Linked DNA regions of Homo sapiens: region 1 is linked to region 2. The links are chromatin loops, found by intact Hi-C in ENCODE. Cell type or tissue: mammary epithelial cell. All regions are shown on one strand. Links, peaks and the distances in the headings refer to the core of each region. The heading gives the core; the rest is flanking DNA. Region 1 holds the start of LOC105371060 (a long non-coding RNA gene). Region 2 overlaps CLUAP1 (clusterin associated protein 1).

Region 1 (17,004 bases), core at 8,797-16,796, 54 kb after region 2:
ATATTTATAAGTAATAATAGATGCCATAAAGTTGAAAGAAAAACTATAAGCCAGGAGTCAACATTTGCAACATACATGGAAAAATATGAATATCCTTAATATATAAAGAACTTATAAATCAATAATAAGTAACCAAACAGAATTATGAACCCCAAATGAAATAGAAAAAAGGACACAGATAATTCATAGAAGTATAAATGACCAAGATATTGAAAAGATGCTCAGTGTCACTAAGGATCAAGAAAAAAGCAAAAGAATAAACTATCATTTTTCATACGTCTCATTGGTGAATATTATAACATAACAGACTGCATTGGTGAGAACATGGAGGTAGTGGGAAATTTTTTTTTTTTTTGAGACAGGATCTCACTGTGTCACCCAGGCTGGAGTGCAGTGGCATGATCAGGGTTCACTGCAGCCTCAACTTCCCTGGGCTCAAGTGATCCTCCAAAGTAGCTGGGACTACAGGCGCATGCTACCACATCCAGCTAATTTTTGTATTTTTTGTAGAGACAGGGTCTTGCCATGTTGCCTAGGCTGGTCTCCAACTTCTGGGGTCAAGCAATCTTCCCACCTTGGCCTCCCAAAGTGCTGGAATTATTGGCATGAGCCACTGTGCCAGGCCTGTAGTGGGAATCTTAATTCATAGTGGGTGGAAGTATAAATTAGTATAACAATTCTGGATTATAATAACCATTATCTGTTGTCATTAAATATCTTTTGTCCTAGAAATTCCACTTCTGGGAATTTATCCTAAAGAAATATGTGGGCCAGGCGCGGTGACTCACACCTGTAATCCTAGCACTTTGGGAGGCCAAGGCAGGCAGATCATCTGAGGTCAGGGGTTCGAGACCAGTCTGGCCAACATGGTGAAACCCCGTCTCTACTAAAAATACAAAAATTAGCTGGGCATGGTGGTGGGTGACCGTAATCCCAGCTACTCAGGAGGCTGAGGCAGGGAATTGCTTGAACCCAGGAGGTGGAGGTTGCAGTGAGCCGAGATGGTGCCACTGCACTCTAGCCTGGGCGATAGAGCAAGACTCTATCTCAAAAAAAAAAAAAAAAAAAAATCAAATATCTAGGAATAAATCTAGCAAAATTTGCAAGACCTCTATACTGAAAACTATAAAACATTACTGAGAGAAATTAAAAAACATCAAAAGGAGGGATGGAGGCTGGGCACCATGGCTCACCCCTGTAATCCCAGCACTTTAGGAGGCCAAGGTGGGTGGATTGCTTGAGCCCGGGAGTTTGAGACCAGCCTGAGCAACATGGGCAAAACCCTGTCTCTATAAAAAGTACAAAAAAAAAAAAATTAGCTGAGCACGGTGGCGCATGCCTGTAATCCCAGCTACTCAAGGAAGCTGAGGTGGGAGGATCGCTTAACTCCCGCCGTCAAGGCTGCAGTTAGCTGAGATCTCACTACTCCACTCCAGCCTGAGTGATAGAGCAAGACCCTGTCTCACACACACACACAAAAGCTAGCAATTATCTAAACATTCAAAGGTATGTCAGCCCAAATGAAGCAGTGCTACTGTCTGCCTGATATGCCAGAGGCCAGGATACGGGGTCCTCTGTCCTTCACTGTGTGACATTAGGGTGTGGCCCAGGTGGACACAGCCTCCTGTTGTTGGATGTCCATGTGCACCCACCAGGTGACCAGCCCTGCTGCTGGGGGCGGGAGTGGCCAGGAGGATGAGAGGACTGCGTGGAAGAAGTCTCAGCTCTGGTAGGGCATCATTTGGGGTCTTATTGATTGATTGATTTAAAATTTTGGTAAAATACACATAACACAAAATTTACCATTTTAACCATTTTAAAAATAATTTTCCTTAAAAAATAGAGGCAGGGTCTTGCTTTGTCGCTAAAAAATAAAGACAGGGTCCTGCTTTGTTGCCCAGGCTGGAGTGCAGTGGTACGATCTTGGCTCACTGCAGCCTCGACCTCCTGGGCTCAAGTGATTCTCCCACCTCAGCCTCCCAAGTAGCTGGGATTACAGGTACAGGTGAGGACCACCATGCTTGGCCCATTGTAACCATTTTATCTTTTTTTTTTTTTTTTTTTTTTTTTTTTTTTTTGAGATAGAGTCTCACTCTGTTGCCTAGGCTGGAGTGTCGTGGCACTATCTCGTCTCACTGCAACCTCTGCCTCCTGGGTTCAAGTGATTCTCCCGCCTCAGGGTCCTCAGTAACTGGGATTATAGGCACCCACCATCAATACCATTTGTATTTTTGTAGAGACAGGGTTTCACCATGTTGGCCAGGCTGGTCTTGAACTCCTGACCTCCAAAAGTGCTGGGATTACAGGTGTGAACCACTGCGCCCGGCCTTGTGGAGCACGGCTTTTAAATAACCAACGCTCGGCCTGACCACCCAGAGATTTGATTGGTCTGGCAAGGGCCCCCACGTGGATCTAGTTTAAGCTCCTCCGGTGGTTCTAACCAGAGTTGAGAACCACGGGACCCGAGCGGGGCTGGGAGAGGAATGAGGGAGGGACAGTGCTGGCAGGAGTGAGGGGTTGGGGCGAGGCAGGACTCACAAGCGCCTGGGAAGGCGGGGACGGGGTGTAGGGGGCTGGCAAGCACCCCTGCCTCTGTGGCCTCATTAGTCTCTCAGTATTGGGAGTCAGCACTCCCTCCTGATCAGACACCCATCTTTGTGGCCCCATGACCTTGGGTCCAGGGTTGCCAGATTCAGCAAATTAAAATACAAGACAAACCTGGGCACAGTGGCTCATGCCTGTAATCCTAGCACTTTGGGAGGCTGAGGTGGGCAGATCACCTTGAGGTCAGGAGTTCAAGACCAGCCTGACCAACATGGCGAAACCCCATCTCTACGAAAAATACAAACATTAGCTGGGCGTGGTGGTGGATGTCTGTAGTCCCAGCTACTCTGGAGGCTGAGGCAGGAGAATCGCCTGAACTCAGGAGGTGGAGGCTGCAGTGAGCCAAGATCACGCCACTGCACTCCAGCCTGGGTGACAGAGCGAGACTGTCTCAAAAAATAATGATAAAATATGAGATATCCACAGATAATTAAATTTCAGATAAACGACATATAATTTTTAGTATAAGCATAGCTTATGTCATACTGGAGACATACCAAAGAAATGGATTATTTGAAATTCACATTTGACCAAGTGTCCTGTATCTGATCTGGCATCCCTGCTCAGGCCCCATTCAGACGAAACGTGGCTTTCATCCTGGACACTGTCCCTAAGAAGGACAGAGGAGGGGGTGCAGGTGAACCAACCCCCCTGCCATTGCCAGCACCTCCCAGGACCAGCCCCAAAGGCTGATGGGGGCTGGTTACCTGGCTGCCACCGCTGCCAGGCCCTGCACGCAGCCCTAACATCCCCCTGGCAGGCTGGAGCCTTCCACAGACCTCTCAGCCGAGTGAGGTCGCGAGGCCGCAGACGCCACTATGGATGGTCAGGCGGCCCCTGTGAGCGCAGCTGAAAGACAGAGAGACTGAGGACAGGTGGGACTCGGGTTGCTTTGGGGGATCTGAAGGCCAGAGGTCGCTCCACAGCTGGTTTGAGCTGCTGCGAGCAGGGCGAGGCCAGAGGGACGAGTAGGTGCCACTGCTGCCTCCTCCCCGGGAGCCTCCCAGGTAGCACCAGGTTTCACCCCTAGAGCTTTGTCTGTGAGCGAAGGTGAACCTGAGGCCTTCCTGGTGTGGTGTGGGCTCAAGCCCAGTTCCTCAGGCTCAGCAAGTGGCCTGCTGCCTCATTCCTGAGAAGCCTCAGTCCCGACGGACTAGCCGCCTCTGCCCATCACCCGCCCACCTGATCTGTGCCTCAGTCCTTGCCGGGACCTGCTGGGTCCTTCCCTGCCACTTGGCGCCCGGGTGGGACTTCCCAGTGCTGGCTGCCTACCTGGGCTGCCAGTATCTCCCACCACGGCTGCTTGGATGCTCCTCTCTTCCCACATCCTGCCCCTGCCCCCTCCCAGGGCCTTGGAATTCAGGACTCGGTTCTCTCGAGGTGGCCCCAGCATCATCACTTGAGCTCAAAAGCCTTCCCGAAGGAAGAAGGAAGTGGCACCTGCACCTCAGGGCCCTACCCTGCTCACTGCATGGACCCCTGGAGTCCAAGGGGTGGAGAGGCCCAGCCCTGGGGAGCCCAGCACCCTGGGACAGAAGAAGAGGGGTGCAGCCTGCAGCCTGTGATGGCCAACAGTGAGCCCCAGGCTCAGGGTCACCTCCAGGGAGGGGTCCAGAAAAACACCAGGGCCTCTGGAGCCTGGCCATAGGGGAAGACCCTGCAGCCAACACCCAGGCTGGCCCAGGGCAGTGGCACTTCTTCCGAGAAGGCCTCTGCGGTTGCCGTCTCTCTCGACCCTTGTCTCACCCAAGGCTGTGGGCAGGAGAGGCCCTGGGGCTGCCCACTCGCCTGGGGGCGGCGCCTGCACCCTCCCTGCCCCTCATGACCTCGCCCCTCCTGTGCTGTCACCTCCATCTACAGGTGGGGTGCTGAGGCCCAGAGAAGTAGCCTCCCATGGGGGGTCCCAGTGCCAGGAAGGGTGCCCAGGTCTGCCGATTCCCCAGGCCGTGGCTCAGCATCACCACTGCCTGCCCGCAGCACCTTCAAGATGCTTCCTGCTTCTCCTGGGCCATCACTGGTACCTGGGGGAGCTGGGTTTTGTCCCTGGGACCTGTCCTGGGCCATTCTTAGTTACCTGTTTTTTCTTTTCTTTTTTGTTTTGTTTTGTTTTGTTTTGGAGACAGTCTCGCTTTGTCACCCAGGATTGAGTGCAGTGGCTCGATCTCGGCTCACTGCAACCTACGCCTCCCGGGTTCAAGCGGTTCTCCTGCCTCAGCCTCCCGACTAGCTGGGTGGGATTACAGGCGTCTGCCAACATGCCTGGCTAATTTATTTTTTATTTTTAGTAGAGATGGGGTTTCACCATGTTGGCCAGGCTAGTCTCAAAGTCCTGACCTCAAGTGATCCGCCCACCTTGGCCTCCCAAAGTGTTGGGATTACAGGCGTGAGCCACCGTGCCTGGCCACATCTCTTTTTTCTACAGCATGAGCCAGTCCTGCCCCAGGAGACAGCTTCTTGGAGTCTCGTGGAGTCTCCCCAGTCCCCCTCCCCAGAGTAGCTCAGGCCTTAAGGCCACTGTCCTTCCTGCCAGCATCCCTTCTCCCTCCCCTGCCCTGCACTGAGGTCACCTGGACCCAACTTACCTCCCGGGCCTCGATGCTGCTCCAGGGACAGCAAGACTGGGGGGCCTGGGGGCGTCCATCTCCATGCTCCTGGGCTCAGCCCTGCTCCAGCTGCGTGGTGGTAGATGCCCTGGGAATCCCTGTGCCAGCCTGAGTTCTCAGGACCAGGGATCAGGGCACTTACCACGCCAACCAACCAACCGTGTGGGGGCCGAGAGCAGTGCAGCCCCGACCTTCTGCAGCCCCACCGAGCCCACCGGCTGTCCCTGTGGCTCCGGGTCCTCACCTCTTCCTGTGCTGGGCTCCACCTCATTCTTCCTTCCTGTCTGATTTCAACAGCCAACAGCCTCGCAGACACATCGAGGAGCCGGGGCACCCTGGCTTGGTCACCGCCCCCGTGCAAGTTAAGTGCGGGGGCGATGCTGGGGGTCTTGACTCTGGGATTAAGTGTCCCTGCAGGTGGCATGCTCAGGATAAAGTGGCTGGTGCCAAGGCTGTTGACACATCACCTCCATCCCGCCACAAAGGAAGCTGCCCCGCCATCAACAAATGCTTGTTTTCAGGCGGGTGGTCAGGAAATCAAGTGAGCAGCCTGAGGTCACGCAACTAGAGGGTGACCCCAGCAGGACTGGACTGTGCCCTGCCACCTCCAGGCCACCCCTGTGGCTCTCCTTATTTATTTATTTAATTTATTTATTTGAGACAGAGTCTCGCTCTGTTGCCCAGGCTGGAGTGCAATGGCACGATCTCGGCTCACTGCAACCTCCCCCTCCCAGGTTCAAGAGATTCTCCTGCCTCAGCCTCCTGAGTAGCTGGGATTACGGGCATGCGCCACCATGCCCCGCTAATTTTTGTATTTTTAGCAGAGGAGGGGCTTTGCCATGTTGGCCAGGCTGGTCTTGAACGCCTGACCTCAGGTGATCCACCCACCTTGGCTTCCCAAAGGGGTGGGATTACAGGCGTGAGCCACTGCGCCCAGCCTATTTATTTTTTGAGACAGGATCTTGCTCTGTCACCCAGACTGGAGTGCAGTGGTGTGATCTCGGCTCACTGTAGCCTCTACCTCCTGGGGCTCAAGTGATCCTCCTGCCTTGGCCTCCCAAAACACGGAGATAACAGGTGTGAGCCACTGTGCTCCCTCTTTTAACACCTCTTGCTTTCTTTTCTCTCTGTCACCCAGTAGGCACCTCTGACTCAGCTGTGCCCCATAACATCTTCCTGTGAGCAAAGGGCTCCCCAGAGGCAGGTCACCTGTACCCTAAGAGGAAACAGCAGAATGTTGCCGTCCGCGGCAGGAGATCGCACTCGGCCCCTGGAAGTGGACCTCAGTGGGTGGCCTGCCCTGACAGGGAAGGGCGTGAGGGGGAAGGACATGGCCCAGAGCAAGCCACATGAGAAAAATTACAATAAAGTATGGGACATCCGCTGGGGACAGGGAGCAAGCAACATGGGGCCACTGAGGGAAGGAGGTGACAAGGTGGGAGCCAAGGGACAGGGGTCCTGGGGTCTGAATTTTCCTCAGCAAGCAAGTGGGAGCCAGCAATGGTTGTAGAGCAGGAGAGTAGTGGGTCTGGACTCATAGAGCAGCTTGTGGCTCAGGGGAGGTAGGAGGGTTAGCTGGTTCCCCAGAGCCTGTGTGGGTGATGGGGGGGAGGGAACTGAGGCAGCAGACCAGAAGTGCTCCTGCACATTCCCCTGCCTGCCTACCTTCTTTTGTCCCTCCTTCCTCTCCCTCCCTCCCAACAATGCTTTCTGAGCACCCAGGAACCTGCTGGGTGCTGGGAGGACACGATGGACCCTCGAGAAGGCTGCCCGAGGCTCCAGGCAGGCAGAGTGCAGACCCAGCAGCTGCAGCCTCGGCTGTGGGGAGCAACAAAGGCGCCTGAAACCAGGCCGCCCACAGGATGTTGGAAACCACAGGGCCCGGTGGGTATCCGTCACATAAAAGGGGCCAGAGGCTCACACTGCCTCCCTTTGTGGCTCAGGGGGATGGATGCGGAGCCTGAGAGGACACAGCCTCATCCACGGGATCTTGGGGAGCAGCCCAACCCAGCCCAGCCCAGCCCCGCCCCGCCCCGCCCCGCCCGTTCCTCCCCCTCGCAGGAATGTCCATCAGTCCACACAGGGCTGGTCCCATTCCCCACTCTGCCCGCTCTGCTGAGAACCAGGTGGGCCGTCCTCCTGGCTCCTGGTGGAGGTGGGGGTGCTGGGCTGGGGGCTCCCTAACTGTTCTCACTCTGGGGCTTTCTGTCCACCCAGAGCTGGGGTCAGCCAGACAGGAAGCGACCTCAGCCCTTCCTAACTCAGCAACAGCGCAAGGCCCCTGCCTGCAGGCTCTTTCTTTGTAAGTGCCCTTGCCTGGGCCCAGGCTGGGGTGTGGCTCCCCTGTGACTGCCTTGAGGGGCTGTGCCCAAGCCATGCCAGGTTGGGGCCACCAAAAGTGGGACAGGCCTGGAGGCCTGTTCATATTACAGTGAGGCATAGACAGACCCGTTTTCTGATTTAGTTGTTACCAGTGAAAGTTCTGCTGCCAGTCTTTTATTCTCCCCCTTTAGAAATGTTTTTAATATTGTTTTCAAAATAGAGACTTGGCCTTACTATGTTGCCCAGGCTGGTCTCAAACTCCTGGGCTCAAGTGATCCTCCTGCCTTGGCCTCCCAAAGCACTGGGATTACATGTGGGAGCCACCGCACCCGGCATGCCAGCTTCCTTCTCAGTCACTCCTGGAAGGTAACTCTCTCTCGCCTTGTCCATGAAGAGGCCCCATTGCCTGCCAGTCTTGCTGCAGGCGCTGTGAGAAGGCATTTTCCATCTGTCAACTGGACCTAGTTTTATGTTGCCCGGGTCAGCGTCATCCCTGTAGCAGGGGCCAGGTCTACTCCTGGATGCCACCACGCCTCTGTGGGTTCCTGCAGTGACTCCTTCAACCCTTTCCCTCTGGAGGAATCAGCTGCTTCACAGCTTGTTTCAGGACAAGGAAATGCTGCTTTGTACAGGTTCAGGGCCAGCATCCAGTCCCCTGGCTGGGTGGCAGTGCATAAACCAAGCCTCTGCCCAGCGCTGTCAGCCCAGGGAGCGTCCAGCAGCCCCAACTGAATCCAAGGTCACCACAAGGCTCGAATCCAGTCCCCAGGCCATGCCTCCCCTGGCCTTGGGCTCACACTGCACTCAAGGCTCCTAACCCAGCTTGTTAACTACTTGGAACCCCTCCCCCAACCCATCTTTACCAGCCTTGAAGTTCTGAACTTTCAAGTCATGGCACATAACACATACTTCCCCAAACCACAAACCCTGCGAGGCCGGACAGGGGCCCCGAGTCCCCCACCTGCACCACTCCCTCTCGCTTCCCTAACACCAGGGAGGGGGATCAGCCCATCAAGGAAGCAGTGCGTGATGCCTTCCGAAACAGGCCAGAGGCCAGCCTCAGATTGATCACAGCTGATCTCAGCCTCTCAAATTGTTCGCCCCGGGCACCGTAAGCTGGGAGGCCTGGGCCTCTCCGCTGGTTCACGTGCCAGGACATAGTATGTGCGCCAGAAATCACATTTCACCCCCTAAATGCTGCTGAGCCCTAAGATGCAGCTCACAAACCCCTCTTCTGGGAGGCTGTCCCTGACACGGCCCTTCAAGCCACTGGAGCCCGACTCCCCACCAGGCTGGGATAGGCCAGCGTCTGTCTCCTCCACTGGACCGGACGCAATGGTAAAGGCATGTGCTGTCTTGGTGAGTTGTGGGGTGGGGCCTGAATCTGCTTTTGTAGCAACTCCCGGCTGAGGCAGCAGCTGGGGGTGCTTGGGCCCCACTTTGAGGTGCGGGGGCTGGAGCTTGGCACCCAGCCAGGGCTCTGTTGGATACGGGTGTGTGGATTAATGGATGAACATCTGCATCTCTGGTCTGGGAACTGAAATGAGGAGACAGCAGGCCCAGGTTACTCCAAAGTAAAGGGCAGGTGCAAGGTGGGGACTTCTGCAGGCGTGGGGCACGGGCTGAGGGGCCACGGTGCCTCCAGGTCCCCCGTTTCGCTCGTGGTCTCCCTGGAGTGTGGCAGCCAGATTTTAATAAAGCCTTTTTGGTTTATTGCACATCATATAAAACTGACTGCACTGTATTTGAAACAGACGAGGACATTCACAAGGATGGAGAAACCAAGGTTTCCTTCTTTCCTGGCCCTCATCTTCCTCCACACTGCTCCTGAGGCTGGAGGCAGCTTTAACCCAAAGAATGGAATCCGCTAGTGAACATGTTTGTTTTGTGGTGGCATCAGAGTTGTTCTGGGCCCTTGTGCACTGTCCAGTTTGGAGACTGCTGGTAACAATGACAAGTGTCCGGGTAGCACGGCTGGGTCAGGAGAACTGCATCTGGGCTGTGGCAGTGCAGGGAGCCTCAGGACACCTGGTCTCAGGCTGGCGGTGGCTGGGGTTGGCCTGAGTGCTGAGGAGGACGGGCCCGGGCTGCCGGGGCAGGCTGGACCTGACGTCCATCTCAGGACAGACATGTAGGGCAGCTGTGCCCAGGACTGGTGGGCTCAGAGGGTGGCAAATGTGGCAGAATAGGCCATGCCCTGGCCAGCTGGTGATGGCCCACTGCCCCCTGGGACAGCTGAGGGCCCTCTTGGGTTAAGGGAGACACACTGGGCCGGGCGCAGTGGCTGGCGCCTGTGATCCCAGCACTTTGGGAGGCCGCAGCAGGCGGATTGCCTGAGCTCTGGAGTTTGTGACCAGCCTGAGCAACATGGTGAAACCCCGTTTCTACTAAAATATAAAAAATCAGCTGGGCGTGGCAGCGTGTGCCTGTAGTCCCAGCTATCTGGGAGGCTGAGGCAGGAGAATTGCTTGAACCCGGGAGGCGGAGGTTGCAGTGAGCCGAGATTGTGCCACTGCACTCCAGCCTAGGTGACACAGCACGACTGTCTCAAAAAGAAAAAAAAAAAGAAAACCAAAAAGGGAGACACACTGTGAGCACGGACAGAGGAAGGGGCTGGAGTCTGTAAATCCAGTGGGTGACATGCTCCAAATGCCACCCTAGAAAGCAGAGCCCAGAGGAGGAAGCCCTGGATTGGGCTGTGGTCATCATCACAGCGCAGAGCTGATGTGGTCCCCAGGCCCAGAAATGCCTGTGGAGGCCTGACCCACGCTGGGTGTCCCAGGTCCTCCCTGCAAATGGCGGGGGTGGGGGCTGCTGATGGCAGGTTGGGGTGGGGTCGGGATGGCCCCATCAGTTCCGCTCCACCTTCTTCTTGCCCCGAGGCTGCCGCCTCCTGCCCTGGAGCTTCTCCCTGCGGGTGGCGGCAGTGGTGAAGGTGATACAGTGGGTGTCCAGGAAGTCCAACAGCCTGCGCGAGGACACACGGAGGCCGTTCTGCCTCAGCTCTGCCTGCAGCTCCCGCAGCTCAAAGGGCTGGTACAGCAGCACCTTCTGGTACAGGGCCGGCTTGGAGCGGATGTAGCACCTCAGCGCCTCGTCTGTGTCCGCCGCCTGCACGGCTGCCTGCGAGGCACTGACCTCCCCCTCGCCCTCCTCTTCACCTGCAGACTCAAATGCCGCTCCAAACTCACAGGAGGAAGAACTGAAAAGAGCCAGACCAGGACGTTGTGCAACCCCTTTCTCTCCAGCCCCTGAGACCATGAGCCTCTTTAAAGGAAGGAAGGTGTCTACGGGTCCCATGGAGCCTGGCCTGTGGCACGATCCCCAGCAAGGCAGGACGGGCCTGAGAGATCCCTGCAGGCTACGCCAGCGGGATCCTGCCCCAGCCAGAAATGTCTAGCATGTGGGGCAGGAACCAGGAGGCCTGCGCAGGGCTGGGGTCAGGGAACCAGCCCCCTAAACCCACCTGGTTTTCCCACAGGTCAAACCCAGAAGGTGACGGGGGTTTTTGAAGATTGGCCATTAGGTCTCACTCGTGCCAACCCTCACGCCCACGGGCCAGAGGATACATGAGGCCACTGACCCCATCGCATCCATCCGGTTACCTCTGTGAGCTCAAGGAGCTGTCACTGCCATCCACAGAGGTGGCCACGGATTCTTGAGAGGCTGGGATCTGGGCGTCATCATTGAGGCCTGGAGGTGCCTCCTTGGTGGGCGACCTGCTTGGGGGTGTGATGCTTTCATGATGCTTCCTTTGATGTCGGGGGCCCTTGGTCTTAGCAGGTCCCTTGGGCCTATGGGCCCCAGGTCCTGTGGTGGCCTCCTGCTGGGCATGGACCCCTGCCCTTGAAGGCTTGTAGGTCTGGGAGGCGAGGGTCTGGCAGTGAGGCGCCTGCAACAGCGGCTGTGAGGACTGGCTCTCGTCCTCGGAGTCTGAGTCCAGGGTCTGGTGAGTGTACTGGAATATCTCCTTCAGCTTCAGAACCATCTGGCGTTTAGGCAGAGGGCGGACTCCAAACCTGACGGAGGAACAGGTGGATCTCAGGACCCACCCACACAGCTGGTCCACACTCCACGTTCCCTATCTTAGCAAAGAGTGATACCCAATGCATTCAGCGAATGGCTTGTGTGACAAACCATAGATGCCTGACTTCTGTGAGCATCAGAGGTTAGTGTCTATTCTAGGCGCCAACTAAGCTTACTCTGAATATTCCAAAAGAAACATTGCCAGCCAGGCACAATGGCTCACGCCTACAATCCCAGCACTTTGGGAGGCTGAGGCAGGAGGACAGTTTGAGCTCAGGAGTTCAAGGCCAGCCTGGGCAACATAGCAAGACCCCGCCTCTACAAAAAATACAAAAATTAGCCAGGCGTGGTGGTGTCACCTGTAGTCCCAGCTACTAGGGAGGATGAGGTAGGATCGCTTAAGCCCGGGAGGCTGAGGCTACAGTGAGCCAAGATCACATCACTCTACTCCAGCCTGGGCAACAGAGTGAGATCCTGTCTCCAAAAATAAAAAATAAACAAAAGATATGCTGCTCCCAGTTCTGAGGGATGGTGGCAGCAGCAGCTTCCCCGGGTGCCCGAGTGGAAGAGCAGTGTCATGTGGATGTGAGAGTTAAATGTTCTTTTAAAAAAAATCAGGCCTCCGCCGGGCACAGTGGCTCACGCCTGTAATCCCAGCATTTTGGGAAGCCGAGGCGGGTGGATCACGTGGTCAGGAGTTCGAGACCAGCCTGGCCAACATGGTGAAACCCCGTCTCTACTAAAAATACAACAATTAGCCTGGTGTGGTGGCGTGTGCCTGTAGTCCCAGCTACTCGGGAGGCTGAGTCAGGAGAATCGCTTGAACCCGGGAGGTGGAGGTTGCAGTGAGCCGGGACTGCGCCACTGCACTCCAGCCTGGGCGACAGAGCAAGACTCTGTCTTTCAAAAAAAAAATCAGACCTCCTCACTCAGACTGCTCTGGCTAGGGGGCCATTTCCATCTACATGGAATATGGGGACCTGCTGCCCAGGGGTGACATGCACGAATCCTGTGTGTTGCCTCCCTGGGGAATGGTACGCAGAGAGAACTGGGAGGCTCACCCCGGCACCCAGCAGTCACACATGCTCCCTAAGGAGCTGACTGCAGACCTTTCTTCCCAAGCCCAGGCCAGCTGCATCCACCAGACCCAGAGACCACACGGGGGGCCCTTCCGCCCCCAGGTGTGTGAAACCCAGTTACTTATGGGAGGGAAAAGACCACTGTGGGCAACAAGCTTTGAAGACCGCCAACCTATCCAGTTCCTTCTTCAGCACCGGCGTCTCCATAATGGAATACTGTGGCATCGGCGTTATGGGCACTTTGGGGGGCAAGTTCTTCTTCCGATTAGCACCTTCTGGGTAAAACAAAAGAAGCACACGTTTTAGCATGAGGGACACGGATTTCCCACATCTGATCCCAGTAGCGTGACCAAGAGGAATAATGCACTTGAAGATAACCCAAGCATCGTTTTGCTCCATGAAAGCAACAGTGGTCACCCCTTCCCTGTCTGGAGCAGGGGCTTCCCAATGATAGCATCGGTGACACGCACTGAGGACCACACCTTGTATAACACGGGTGCCGGGTGAACAGAGCTCCTGGGGCCACTGAACCCAACAGCCCGGCACGTGACTAAAACTTATGCATGTAAACTTAAAAATATCTGACCCACAGTGACAACTTGAGACAATGGGCCACACTGATACTCTTCAAACAGGCTTAGACATCAGTTTTGCTTTTTAAAAATAATTCATCAATTTAAAAAAACCCAGTTAAAAAATGGGCAAAGGGGCCGGGCGCGGTGGCTCACGCCTGTAATCCCAGCACTTTGGGAGGCCGAGGTGGGCGGATCACGAGGTCAGGAGATCGAGACCATCCTGGCTAACACGGTGAAACCCCGTCTCTATTAAAAATACAAAAAATTAGCTGGGCGTGGTGGCGGGCGCCTGTAGTCCCAGCTGCTTGGGAGGCTGAGGCAGGAGAATGGCGTGAACCTGGGAGGCGGAGCTTGCAGTGAGCCGAGATCACACCACTGCACTCCAGCCTGGGCGACAGAGCAAGACTCTGTCTCAAAAAAAAAAAAAAAAAAGGGCAAAGGATGTGAACAGACATTTCTCCAGAGAAGATCTACAAATGGCCAATAAGCACATGAAAAGGTGCCCGACATCATTAGTCATCAGGGAAATGCAAGTCAAAACCACAGTGAGATACCACTGCACGCCCACTAGGATGGCCATAACAAAAAACACAGAGGGTTTGGGCAAAATGGCAGAACCCTATCTCTACAAAAAAAAAAAAAAAAAAATACAAAAAAAGTTAGCAGGGTGTGGTGGCCCAAGTCACCAATGTGGGCAGCTGTTTGTGGCTGGTTCCAGCTACTCGGGAGGCTGAGGTGGGAGGATCACCTGAGCCAGGAAGGTTGAGGCTGCAGCAAGCCATGAACACGCCACTGCACTCCAGCCTGGGCGACAGAGCAAGACCTTGTCTCAAAACAATAACAACAACAACAAAAACAGAATAACAAGTGTTGGTGGAGATTTAAAATGGTGCAGTCACTTTGGAAAACAGTCTCGCAGTTCCTCACAATGCTAAACACAGTTGCCATATGACCCAGCAATTCCACTCCTAAGTACAGAACCAAGAAGAAGGAAAACATGTCTACACGAAAACTTGCACATCAATATTCCTAAGTGGCATTATTAATAACCACAAATTAAAAACAACCCGTGTGTCCACTAGTAGATGAATGGATAAGCAAAATGTGGCATACCATCAGTGGGGTATTAGACATACAAAGGAATGTATGCCCAAAGCCAGGGCAACATAGCAAGACCCAGTCTCTACTAAAAAAAAAAAATTAGCTGGGCATGGTGGCAGCTGCCTGTAGTCCCAGCTACTCAGGAGGTTGAGGTGGGAGGATCACTTGAGCCTGGGAGGTCGAGGCTACAATGAGCTGTAATTGCGCCACTGCACTTCAGCCTGGGTGACAGAGCAAGACCCCTGACTCAAAAACAGGCCAGGCACAGTGGCTCAGGCTTGTAATCCCAGCACTGTGGGAGACCAAAGTGGGTGGATCACTTGAGGTTAGGAGTTCGAGACCAGCTTGGCCAACATGGTGAAACCCCATCTGTACTAAAAATACAAAAAAATTAGCCGGGCATGGCATGGCGATGGGCGCTTGTAATCCCAGCTACTCGGGAGGCTGAGGCGGGAGAATCGCTTGGACCCAGGAGGTGGAGGTTGCAGTGAGCCGAGATCGTGCCACTGCACTCTAGCCTGGGCAACAGAGAGAGGCTCCGTCTCAAAAAAAAAAAAAAAGAATAAAAAGGAATAAAATACTGATCCATGCTACAACATGTATGAATCTTGAAAACTGTATGCTAACTGAAAGAAGCCAGACACAGACACAAAAGGCCACATATTAGTTATATATGGCTCTGTTTATATGAAATGTCCAGGACAGGCAAATCCATAGAGACAGAAAGGTTCTTGGTTGCCAGGGCTGGGGGAAGGGGAAGGTGAGAGACTGCTCATGGGTACAGGATTTTTGAGATGATGAAAATGTTCTAGAATTAGAGAGTGGGGACAATTGTACAACACTGTGAATGTACTGAGAAGCACTGAACTGTCCATTTTAAAAGGGTGGATATTATGGTATGTGAATTATATCTAAATAAAGCTGTTACTTTAAAAAATAATAGGCTGGGCGAGGTGGCTCACGCCTGTAATCCCAGCACTTTGGGAGGCCGAGGTGGGCGGATCACCTGAGGTCAGCAGCTCAAGACCAGCCTGATCAACATGGTGAAACCCGACTCTACTAAAAATACAAAAATTAGCTGGGCGTGGTGCTGGGTGCCTGTAATCCCAGCTACTCGGGAGGCTGAGGCAGGAGAATCCCTTGAACCCGAGAGGTGGAGGTTGCAGTGAGCCGAGATAGCCCCACTGCACTCCAGCCTGGTGACACATTGGAAACAGTCAGACTTTGGTTCTTCTGCCTTTTATGACCATGGAGCCCTTTGAGCCCCCGATGAAAGCGGCAGGCTCTGTCTCCTGAGAAAAGCACGATTCTTCCTGTGGCCGCAGCGTCGTCCTGAAGCCCACCTCAGATCTGCTGTGCAGCCTCCTGCAGCTGTTCTCACAGCACTGCCTGGGAACTGGTTAGAAATGCAAATTCTTAGTCACCCTCCCGAAGCAAGGCTCTGGGGCAGGCTGGGCCACGGGCGTGCTATAAGAAGCTCTCCAGGTGTTTCTGAAGCCCCTGAGGGCCGAGGACACTATCAGTGGCCTCATTCATCTGGATTTTGGGAGGAAATGGGCCCCCAGGCCGCAGGCAGGTGCTCACTCACAGCCTGGCCTTTCTCCCAGTCATGCTCAGCCCAGCCCGGCCTGTCCTTGCCCTCCCCGGAGGTGCCTGGATGGGAGCAGCAGCACCGAGGGGGCCGACACCTGGGGCTCTGACTCTCCCCGGGGACTGAAATGAGCAGGGAGGTGGCATCCCTGCACCTGGGAGGACCAGGAAGAACAGGCCTAACAGCCTCTCACACTTGTCCCACCTGATTCTTTTTTTAATTGAGGTGAAATTCACATAAAAAAATCGTAAAGGGAATAATTCAGTGGCATTAAGTATTCACAATGTTGTACAACCATCACCTCTATCTATTTGCAAAACATTTTCACCACCCCAAAAGGACACCCTGTATCCCATAAGCAGTCACTCCCCATTCCCCCTCCCTCCAACCCAGGCCAACCACTAACCTGCATTTTCTCTGGATTTGCCTATTCTAGACATTTCATATCCATGAGTGCAGACAGTACATGACCTTCTATGTCTGGCTTCTCTCACCCGGCAGCATGTTTTCTGGGTCGTCCACGCGGTAGCGTGTGGCAGTGCCTCACTCCTCTTTGTGGCTGAACACTATTCCATTTTCTAGTGGTCTAGATGGACCACGTTTGGTTTCCCTGTTCATCTCCTGACGGGCATTTGGGTTGCTTCCAGCTTTTGGCGATTGTGAACAGCGCTTCTATGAACATGCATGTCTGAGTCCCTGTTTTTAATTCTTTTGGATATACAGGTAAAAGTGGAATTGCTGGGTCCTGCAGTCAATCTACGGTTAACATTCTGGAGAACCACCCTGGTCCAATCTTAAGGCATGCCGATACTTGCTGAATGAGTTGTGGCCTTTGGAGGTGCCGGCTCCGTGTTCTGGAGAAGGGTCCACAGATGTGGATTTTTAACACATGCCCAGGTGAGCACTGGAGCCAGGCAAGTTTGGGAAACACTGACTTACTGGCTGAGAAGTGTAGCATGAGAACCAGCCCGGCTCTCCTCCACTGTGGAGGGGAGTCTGGAAGGCAGCGGAAGTGTCATGCCTCAGGTCAGCAGGCATTCAGAGGGCAGCCCCTGGGTCTCATGACTGATCTTCCCACCCTCTTAGTGTAAAATAGTAACAAA
Region 2 (11,167 bases), core at 1-8,000:
AAGGAGGAAGAGAAGCGCCTGCTCAAGAGTGGAAGTAAGGCTGGGCTTCGTAGACGAGCAGTTTACTCTGGACTAGTATTTTCAGCCTTGAAATATATATAGAGAGATATATATATATTTTTTAATATGTATTTTCTTCTTTTTTTCAGCAGTTTTTTTTTTACTGTAGTAAGAACACTTCACTTTACATCTTCAATTTTGAAAAGTATAATAAATTATTGTTGACTATAGGTACAAAAATATTTTCAAAAGGCGGTTTTCTCACAACTTCTATATTGGGTACCATTGTATTCACTCAAGAGTCTGGTTTAAATATAGCATTTAAAACACATTTCGTTCTTGTGCCAGTTAAGATAGTGTTTTCCCCTGTTTAAATGATAGTTTGAATTATATATGATGCGTAACTATAAGAAAACATGGCCCTAGATGTGTGTAGGGTTCTGTATTTTCAGGCTGAATGATGGAAAGCAAGCACTGGGATGCAGTGCAGGGAGAGGGGCCGCTCGCTTTGTGATGGTCCCCATGCTGCTGAGATGCCCCCCATAATCCAGAATGGCTCAGCAAGACACTCAGCTGGAGAGACACAGGGTTACGTCCATGCAAAGCCTAGATTCCGGGAAGGAGCTCTCTGTGACCAGGCAGCTTCCCTTATCCTTGTGTGGGCGGCAAGCCGCCCAGGTGCCGAGGCAAGAGACCGAGAGCACGAGCTGTTCCAGTATAATAAAATATATAAAATAAGAATAGTTATACTAGATATAGATCATAGATATGATTATATATGAATATCATTAATCATTAGTTTATAGCAATTACTCTTTATTCCAATATCATAATAATCCTCGCTCTACAATCATAACCTAGGAAAAAACAGGCCATACAGATATAGGAGCTGAGGGGACATGGTGAGAAGTGACCAGAAGACAAGAGTGCAAACCTTCTGTTATGCCCAGACAGGGCCACCAGAGGGCTCCTTGGTCTAGTGGGAACACCAGCGTCTGGGAAGCCGCCCGTTGCCAAGTGGACCGTGGTCTAGTGGTAGCGTCAGTGTCAAGGAAAAACACCTGCTACTTAGCAGACCAGGAAAGGGAGTCTCCCTTTCCCCGGGGGAGTTTAGAGAAGACTTTACTCCTCCACCTCTTGTGGAGGGCCTGACATCAGTCAGGCCCGCCCGCAGTTATCCGGAGGCCTAACCATCTCCCGGTGATACTGTGCTTCAGTGGTCATGCTCCTAGTCTGCCTTCATGTTCTGTCCTGTACACCTGGCTCTGCCTTTTAGATAGTAGTAGCAAATTAGTGGAAGTACTAAAAGTCTCTGATAAGCAGAAATAATGGCGTAAGCTGTCTCTCTCTCCTCTCTGTCTCTCTGCCTCAGCTGCCAGGCAGGGAAGGGCCCCCTGTCCAGTGGATACGTGACCCATGTGACCTTACCTATCACTGAAGATGGCTCACTCTCCTTACCCTGCCCCTTTGTCTTGTATCCAATAAATATCAGCACAGCCTGGCATTCAGGGCCACTATCAGTCTCCACGTCTTCGTGGTAGTGGTCCCCCAAGCCCGGCTGTCTTTTCTTTTATCTCTTTGTCTTGTGTCTTTATTTCTACAGTCTCTCATCTCTGCACATGGGGAGAAAACCCACCGACCCTGTGGGGCTGTACCCTACATCCCTGAACTTCAGTGTCAAGTCACTGTCAGGGACCGGTAGCAGCCCAGGATCTTCCTGCTGAATTGATGGCCTTGTTGCACGGAGTTCCTCCTCCTCTTGCTGGTTGCCCTTTCTTTTCTTCAGGGTGAAATATTCTATTCACTCTCATGTTGAGGGCAGCATACTTGAGGCATCAGGCCCACACACATGCTCCCACACACACTCTCTCTCTCTCTCTTTCTCTTTCTTTGCCATTTCCCTTGTATCTCTCTCATTTTGCACCTGTTCTGTGACTCTCTCGTCTGAATCTCAGGAAACTTTGGAGGAAGGATAGGGACTGCTGGGAAATCCTCCAGGAACAAGGTTAGGAAATTTGAAGGGCCTGTCTAGCCAAAGCAGCCCTCCCCTTTTTAGTTCCATGTCAGCCAGGAGCATGTGAAGCAGCCCTCAGTGATCAGCCTGCATGGGGTTTGTCCCTTGCGAGAGGCCCAGCTCAGCTAGGAGCCCTGGTTTGTTGCTTGCATCCCATGCTGTCCCCGGGCCAGGATGCTAAGACCTGCCATTCTGATCTTGCTTTATTCACCAAGATTTACCTTTGTGTTTTCTTCTAGGAGTTCTATAGTTTTAGCTCTTACATTTAGGTCTCTGATCCACTTTGAGTTAATTTTTGTATATGGTGTGAGACAGGGGGTCCAACTTCATTCTTTTGCATGTGGCTATTCGGTTGTCCTATTATCATTTGTGGAAAAGACTATTATTTCCCCATTGAGTTATACTCGCATGTTGTCAGCCATTAATTTTAATTGTCACTGTCAGCTCAGTGGTTTCAGTGTCAGCATGCATTAATGTCTTAGTCTGTTTTGTGCTGCTGTAACAGAATACCTGAGACTGGGTAATTATATATTTTACATAAAATATATACAGCATTGTATATATGGATACATGCAGTCATCCCTCAATATCTGCGAAGAACTGGTGCCAGAACCCACCTGTGGATACCAAAATCCACAGATGTTCAAGTCCTTTTCATGTAACCTATGCACATCCTCCCATATACTTTAAGTCATCTCTAGATTACATAAAATACCTAACATAATGCCTATACATCACTTCATTCACATGGATTCAACATAGTACTTGGTATGTGGCAAATTCAAGTTTTGCTTTTTGGAACTTTGTAGATCTTTTTTGAACTTTGTAGATTTTTTTTCCAAATAATTCAGATCCATGGTTGGCTGAACCCATGGATGTGAAATCCATGGATACAGAGGGCCAGTTTTGTATGTGTGTGTGTGTGTGTGTAGTTTATATATATATGTCATATATATTATTATATATAATATATATTATATTATATATTATTATATATAATATATATTATATTATATATTATATAATTATATTATATTATATATATTATATAATTATATATTATTATATGTTATATATTATTATATATTATATATTATTATATATTATATATTATATAATATTATATATTATTATATATTATATATTATATAATATTATATATTATATATTATTATATATTATATATTATTATATATTATATATTATTATATATTATATATTATTATATATTATATATTATATATTATATAATATTATATATTATATATATTATTATATATTATATATTATATAATATATATTATATTATTATATATTATATAATATATATTATATTATTATATATATATTATAATATAATATATTATATAATATATTATATAATATATATTTTATAATATAATTTATAATTTATAAATTTATATTTATAATTATATATGTTATATAGTTATATATTATTATATATAATAATATATGACAATTATATAACATATATAATATATTAGTATTAGGTTATATTATTATCATTATAATCAGAAACTTACTTGTCTGAAATTTAATGAGCCACAGTTCTAGGAGCAAGCCCAAGATCAAGGAGCTGCATCTTGCCGCACCATCCCATGGCAGAAGGGCAAAGAGAGGGCGAGAGAGAGCAAGAGATCAAACTCACAGCCTCAAGCCCTTTTATAACCAGCATTAATCCATTCTTCAAGGCGGAGCCCTCATGACCTAAACACCTCCCAGTATGCCCCACCTCCCAACACTGTTGCATTGGGATTTAAGTTTCCAACACAGGCTTTTCGGAGACACATTGAAATCATATAATAGCAATTGACTTTAGTTTACCTGCTCACTTCTCAGGTCTGTATTGGTTTGAGTTGTAAGAAGAAATCTTATTGAGCCTGAGGTACATGTATTAATTTTATTTTAAAATTGATTATATAATTTGATTTGCATTGCATGGGATAAGGATTTAATGTCTTAATTTCCTGGATAGAATAAGAAATGAACAAATGACTTTTGCACACAGACCTTACTGGGCAGAGCTGTTTCGTTGTGATCATGAAGCCACTCCTTTGTTTTGCCTGCTTGTGTTCCTGCTAGGTAACGATGACTCGGACATAGACATCCAGGAGGACGATGAATCCGACAGTGAGTTGGAAGAAAGGCGGCTGCCCAAGCCACAGACAGCCATGGAGATGCTCATGCAAGGTACCCCGGCGTCTTTCGCTGGACTTCCTCCCTGCGCCCTGTTTCACAGAACACCTGGCCAGGACTGGGGCAGGCTGCTTAGTATTGAGGCCCACAAGCGTGCTGCGAATGGCCCCTAGAAGCAGCTCTTGCTCAGGTTTATCCTGTCCTGTTGTTTATGGCTCTTGAACTGCTCAGTGGTCATGTTTGCTCCTTGTCTGTGATCCCAAGACTGGATGGTTCATATTTATGGCTTGGTATTTCTCACAGCCACAAGAACACATTGCCTCTGCCACTCTCAGTGCAGTGATATACTTAATAGCCTGAGAATTAATGCAGAAAGGGACTTAAATGAGCATCTCTGCCTTAAAAAAAGTTCTTCTAATTCCTTTACTCATCACAAAAGATTCAAGCAACAAAGCTCAGCGCAGTGGTGCACACCTTATTCCCAGCTACTCAGGAGGCTGAGGCAGAAGGATCATTTGAGCCTAGGAGCTCGGAGCTGTAGTATGTGATGATTGTGTCCGTGAATATCCACTGCATTCCGGCCCGGGCAACATAGAGGGGCTCTTAAAACTAAGTTAAGCCAGGCGCGGTGGCTCACGCCTGTAATCCCAGCACTTTGGGAGGCCAAGGCGGGTGGATCACGAGGTCAAGAGATCGAGACCATCCTGGCTAACACGGTGAAACCCCGTCTCTACTAAAAATAAAAAAAAAATTAGTTGGGCGCAATGGCGGGCGCCCATAGTCCCAGCTACTCGGGAGGCTGAGACAGGAGAATGGTGTGAACCCAGGAGGCGGAGCTTGCAGTGAGCCGAGATCACGCCACTGCACTCCAGCCTGGGCGACAGAGTGAGACTCCGTCTCAAAAAAAAAAAAAGAGTTAAAACAAAAAAAGACTCAGGCAACAAAATTTGTAGAGCAAATGTGAATTCTCTCCTGGGGTCTTCCTCATGTCCCACTCCCACCTGGGAGGGCTCATGGCTAGTGGCCAGGGTGGGTGTGTCTTTACAGATTACCTTTCTGTACATATACATACGCACACACATACACATACAAAGATCACCTGAAAAAAATTTAACCTGAGTGCAACCAGACGGTATGTATGGTTCTGCAACTTGCTTTTGTTTTTAAAAATTAAGTACAATTGGAACTCTTCCTCTGTCAGCAATAGATCTGCCCCCTAATTTTTTTTTTTTTTCTTTTTGAGACAAAGTCTCGCTCTTGGTCCCCAGGTTGGAGTGCAATGGCATGATCTTGGCTCACTGCAACCTCTGCTTCCCGGAGGGAGCAATTCTCCTGCAATCCCAAGTAGCTGGGGTTACAGGCCCGTGCCACCACACCCAGCTAATTTTTGTATTTTTAGTAGAGACGGGGTTTCACCATGTTGGCCAGGCTGGTCTCGAACTCCCAACCTCAGGTGATCCACCCGCCTCGGCCTCCCAAAGTGCTGGGATTACAGGCCTGAGCCACCACTCCTGGCCTGCCCCCTACTTTTTAATGGCTATGTCATATTCCTAGCAGGACTGTACCCATGATTTACTGGGCGTTCTCGCATTGATATTTCCCCTCTTTTCCTTGTATATACATCTTTCTGCATGTCTGCATATCTTTAGGTTGCATCATTAAAAGTCAAATTCTTAGGTCAAAGGTTCCATAAATTTTTATTTTAATACTATAAAATTCTCCTATATTTGCCTTTAAAAACATTTCTTATCTACCACCTGTTAATGTTTGGAGCACAGTTGCTTTTTTTTTTTTTTTTTTTTTTTTTTTTGGAGACAGAATCTCATTCTGTCGTTCACGCTAGAGTGCAGTGGCACGATCTCAGCTCACTGCAACCTCTGCTTCCTGGTTTCAAGCGAGTCTCCTGCCTCAGCCTCCCGAGTAGCTGAGACTACAGGTGTGAACCACCATACCTGGCTAATGTTTAAAAAAATTTCTGTAGAAATGAGGTTTCATTATGTTGCCCAGGCTGGCCTCAAACTCCTGGCCTCCTGTCTCAGCCTCCCAAATTCCTGGGATTATACGCAAAAGCCAACATGCCTGGCCAGAAAACAAATCTTGAATGCTATTTCCTGCTTTATTTTCCAAGATTTTTATGACTTCTTCATGCTTTTGTTGTTCTCAGGAAGACCTGGCAAACGCATTGTGGGCACGATGCAAGGTGGAGACTCCGATGACAATGTAAGTCCCCCGCTCCCCTCAGTGGTTCTGTGCACTCTGGGTTTGGCTGTCCCCATAGATGGGAGTGGCTGAGTTGCTGTCAGCAGCCAGGGAGCCGTCTATGGTCAGCCCGGCCGTGCCTCGATGCGTGGCAGGGTTTGGCCTCATGAGGCTCTGGACTCTTCGTTGCTCGTGGATGGCTCATCTCTTTTCAAGTGAATGTGCTTGCTCTGCTTTTTTTGCCTTCTCACTGTTCTTTCCATTCTCGCTTTCCAAAGATGGAAGCAGCACCAGCTCTCTTAGGTAAATGCAAGACTTCCAGCTCCAAGAAGCAGGTTGGTTTTCTGTTCTGCCTCATGTGTTTGTGGGTGTCTGTCAGCCCTCCCGGGGCCAGCCAGGGGCCTCTCCCTAGGAGTGATGCTTCCTCTCTCCTGGGCAAAAAGGCCACTCAAAAGAGATCCTGTGGTGACAGCGGGATCACTGAAGGCCCCTGTGCTAAAGTGGAGGCGCAGGCACGGAGCCTGGAGGCGGGGAAAGCTCAGGCCGGGCCATCCTCAGGCCCTGGGCCGCCACCTAGAAATGAAGGAGGACGCCGAGGGCCGGGCTCAGGACCAACCCCCCTCCCTGTTCTGTGCTGGGGACGGAATGGTGAAGCAGCACTGTCCCCAGACCAGGCCCTCGAGGTGCCAGGCATGAGGCTGAGACATAAGCTGCCTTGAGCTTTACTGAGTGGATAACTCCCTGGAGCACTTAAGCAAAAGGGGATTCTAGGGGTCCTCAGTGAGGTCCAGTCATCAGGGCTCTGCCGCCCATTGCTCAAGCCTACGTTCTTTGTTGCGTCCCTGGCAGTGCTGCTCGGCCCACACAGCAAAGGGCGACTCAACAGAGACTGACCCCAGGCTGCCTCCATGTGCCCTGAATTTACAGGGCACAGTCTGTAGAGAAGCAGAGAGAGCAACTGGAAAATAATTTTCCTAACAAGCTCGGGTGTGGATGGTATACAGCGTCTCTCCGTCTTGCCCACCCAAGACAGAAGCAGAGGGAGTGTGGCGTGGGTGCTGGCAATGCTGAGGCAGCACCGCCTGCCTCTTCTCCAGGGTTTGCCTTCTCTCTCCTCAGAGCGAATGCATTAGTCGCAGCTGAGCTTTATGCCTGGTGGTCACTTGTTTATTTCAAGGAGGCTGTGTCCATGCCGCCCTCCAGGCACAGGGTTCCATGCTTTACGTGTTCAGGCATCCAACACGTGTCTGTTGAGTGCCTGCCACATGCCAGTGCTGTCGTGGATTATGGGGAACGCAGCAGGGGCAGAGGCAAGCCCCTGCTTCATGGCTCACACCCCAGCAATAATGATGGATTGTCGGATCAGGGCTCATGGTGTTAACAGGAGGAATAACAGCTTCAGGGGACAGGGAGTGACAGGGAACAAGGAGGGGGTGGCGTCTTCTGCGAGGTCAGTGAAGGCCCCTGACGTGGTGGTGTTTGAGCAGGGCCTGAGTGGAGGGAGCGAGCGCATGGGTTGGCGGCACCTGGGCATGTGGAATGCACTCCTCGCATCGAGGAGCAGAGGCAGCTGGTGTGATTGTGGGTGAGTGCGAGAGGCAGCAGGGGCCATGCAGAGCTTTGCAGGGTGAGATGAAGACTCTGTTTTCTCTGAGTGTGAGGGGAAGGCCCTGAAGAATCATGAGCCCAGAAGGGTCAAGAGCTGATGATCCCTGTTTGAGAGAAGCCAGTTAGGAGGCGCCTGCACCCGTGGAGGTCAGAGGTGACGGTGCTTGGCCGAAGGTGTGGCAGCAGAGGTGTTGAGAAATGGTCAGGTCCTGGGTCTCTCTAAGAACCATCAGGTTTTGTGAATTGATTGGACATAGGCTGTTAGAGAAAGAGAAAAATGAGGGTGCCTGGGCTTGGTCTAATCAGCAGAAAGCAGAGTTTCATTTTCTGAGATGGGGCCGACTTGACAAAGGGGCTTGGAAGGCAGATCGAAAGTTTGATTTTGGACATTCTGAATGTGACAGCCACATGCTAGGGTTGAGTAGCCAGGTGGAATTTAAGTCTGGAGTTCAAGGGCCACGTCTGGGCTAGAGATTGAATTTTGGGAGCCACCCTTATTTGGTTGGTATCTAAGCCACAAGGATAGATGTGACTGCCTAGGGAGAGCAAGTAGAATGAGAAGAGAGGCGACCCAAGGTCCTGAGCTGCATCTGCCCTGCAGAGGTCCGGGAGGAAGGGGCAGGCAGAGGAGGCTGAGGGGCGTCAGCAGTGAGGAAGGGGGACCTGGACTAGAGAAGGGGCCCTGGGGGATGGAGAAGATGGGTTTTAAGGATGAAGGGGTGATTCCACAGCTCAAGCAGGATGAGGCCTGAGAATCGATCCCAGTCCGTTGAATGTTTCCTTCTTGACAGGAGCAGTGCTGGGGTCAGTAGGTGAGAGCCCGGGGGAACTGAAGCAGTCGTGAGGGGCACAGGTGTGGACAGTGAGTTCAACGACTCGCTCAGGAGCTTTGTGTGAGGGGAGAGAGACAGGGCAGAGCAGCTGGAGAGGAAGGTGGGATTACCTTTGGGGTTTTTTTTCAAGAAGGAAATTACAGCATGAGTGTGCACCGACAGGAATGATCTAGATAGAACGACCAGCCATCCTGGTTTACATGGGACGCAGGAACTGCCGTTTTAAAGCTGGGCTGAGTTGGTCACCCTGGAGCCCTGGATCCGATGAGGAGAGAGAGGGTGTGTCTTTCACTTTGCTCCCTTTTTTTCTTTTTTTTCTTTTTTTTTTGAGATGGAGTCTTGCTTTGGAGTGCAGTGGTGCAATCTCGGCTCACTGCACCTCTGCCTCCCAGGTTCAAGCGATTCTTCTGCCTCAGTCTCCGGAGTAGCTGGGATTCACTTTGCTCCTTATACCAATGTCTATGTTGCTTTCCATCCACAATCTACAAAAAGCCAAAACAGGCCTCCCTTCCCTCTCTCCAAGCCCCTGTCCTTCTTGCCATCTGTAGGGGGAGTCTCTAGGTCCAGTGGCCCTCAGCGCAGATGCAGAGTGCTTCTTAGACGCTGCGGGAAAGCCAGCCCCTGCAGCACCACACCCAGATGCACCTGCAGTTTGGAGGATTCTGGTTGGATGATAAATTCCAGCTGGCAGTACATAGCCTCAGTCCCATCTGTATGCCCTCCCACAGCCTGCTTGCCACTCTGCCAGCCTCTTCCTTCACACAGGGATGCTGCTATAGAAAGGGAGGCAGAGAGTCTTAGGACAAGATGTCAGGAATGAGGCAGGATCCCCCGTTGCATCTGCCATTTTTTTCCTATAGGAGGACTCGGAGGAGAGTGAAATTGACATGGAAGATGATGATGACGAGGATGACGATTTGGAAGACGAGAGCATTTCTCTCTCACCAACCAAGCCCAATCGAAGGGTCCGGAAATCTGAACCCCTGGATGAGAGTGACAATGACTTCTGACCCTTTTGCCAAGGGACCCTGGCAGATTAAAACCCTCAGACTTGTAGGTAAATGGGAACTTAGAAGGTTAGGAAGGTAACCCCTGTTTTGTTTACTAAGCTGGCTGGACTCATGATCACTGAAGCAATACTTATTTCTGCTTTAGCCTCCTATGTTTGCATTCCATGAAGCTTAAATAAGAATTGAAGCAAATCCCTAAGATTTATTTTTTTCCACCTTATTTATCTTCTAAAACTTGAGGAATGCATGTGTTCTTAGTGATTCACATCCACGGGACAAAAACTCAAGAAGAAATAAGAGCTGACGCCACACAAGTCTTGGCTGCTTTTGTTACTATACATTTTCTCTGAGACTCCAGCAGAGTTGGGGCTGGAACTTGGCACTGGGGACTCATGTTTGGAATCGTAGGGGAACATCTGGCTGTTAATCACTTGCACAGTTGAGAACATTTCCTATACATCGGCTTTTAATTCTAGCTCTTATTTCATTTTGTAATCTTATTTTCTTTCGTCTGCATGTTCACAATACCAAGCATTAAATGTATTTTAATAACTAAACTTTTCTGAAAGAAGGTTAGCTAAAGTTAAATGAAAACTTGGTTTCTTTGAAAATCAGGCAATAGAGACAGGCTCCAGATGAGGAATCCTCCATTTTCTGTCCGAAGCTGACATTCCTCTGGCAGTCCAGTTCACCTTGGATTACAGCCACCTTCATGTTTCCACGGTTGGTACTAAATCTGGAAACTCTGGTGACCTGGGCTGCCCTCTCAGAAACTCCAGACTCCCATGGCAATGACAGCCGGGACACTTTTCTTCCCTCCAGCCAGGGTTTCTCTAAAGGAGCTTTGTTTTGTCTAAAGTGTGGCAAGACATAGTGCACAACACAGGGACAAAGGCAGGTTTCCTGCAGCTCGCTACCTAAGTGTTTCTGTAGGGGAAGGAGCCAATTAAGAAAAAGTGTTGGTACAGATTCATGTTTCTGATTTAAAAAAACAACAACACAGGATTGAATTAAGTAGAGTAATAGCACTAGAAGAATTTTTCTGTTGTGAAATTAGAAGTGGAGTTGGTTTTTTTCTTTTTTCTTCTTCTTTTTTTTTAATATGAAAAGTACTTAGCTGGGAGTGGTGGCAAGCGCCCTTGGGTCCAGCTACTCAGGAGGCCAAGGTGGGAGGATCACTTGAGCCCAGGAGTTTTAGACTAGCCTGGACAACTAAGTGAGACTCCATCTCTACAAAAAATTAAAAAATTAGCCAGGTGTGGAGGGGCATGCCTGTGGTCTCAGCTATTCAGGAGGCTGAGGCAGGAGAATCACTTGAGACCAGGAAGTTGAGGCTGCAATGAGCC

What was found. Hi-C counts contacts between places; a loop is a spot of excess contacts. Peaks named below come from ENCODE experiments on the same cell type or tissue, not always from the same donor. Only the 100,000 strongest peaks of a DNase experiment are listed, where the experiment ranks them.
Region 1: it touches region 2 in a loop (2.2-fold over the local background); 6 of 110 quality-filtered maps call a loop at or near these places.

Annotation. Positions count from the first base shown.
Region 1 is chr16:3,571,963-3,588,966 of GRCh38, forward strand. It overlaps SLX4 (SLX4 structure-specific endonuclease subunit), which reads right to left. Exons shown (of 15, transcript NM_032444.4): 13 at 12,807-12,909; 14 at 11,135-11,548; 15 at 9,219-10,731. The coding sequence ends at 10,380. LOC105371060 (a long non-coding RNA gene) reads left to right here and starts at 5,541. Exons shown (of 2, transcript XR_001752061.3): 1 at 5,541-7,091; 2 at 7,425-9,259. It overlaps NLRC3 (NLR family CARD domain containing 3), which reads right to left and starts at 5,441. Exons shown (of 20, transcript NM_178844.4): 1 at 5,187-5,441. It overlaps LOC124903632 (a long non-coding RNA gene), which reads left to right. Exons shown (of 2, transcript XR_007064955.1): 2 at 1-276. RefSeq lists enhancers at 6,525-6,574, 6,605-6,784, 8,686-9,481, 15,446-15,515 and a silencer at 7,225-7,324. In mammary epithelial cell, for the core only: no CTCF peak of the experiment used is centred there; no DNase peak of the experiment used is centred there.
Region 2 is chr16:3,526,451-3,537,617 of GRCh38, forward strand. It overlaps CLUAP1 (clusterin associated protein 1), which reads left to right. Exons shown (of 12, transcript NM_015041.3): 9 at 1-34; 10 at 4,118-4,225; 11 at 6,336-6,391; 12 at 9,672-11,167. The coding sequence ends at 9,821. Among named protein-coding and RNA genes, the nearest start is that of CLUAP1, 31 kb to the left of the region's middle. RefSeq lists an enhancer at 4,255-4,755. In mammary epithelial cell, for the core only: a CTCF peak has its summit at 964 (motif pointing right); a DNase peak (open chromatin) is centred at 4,121.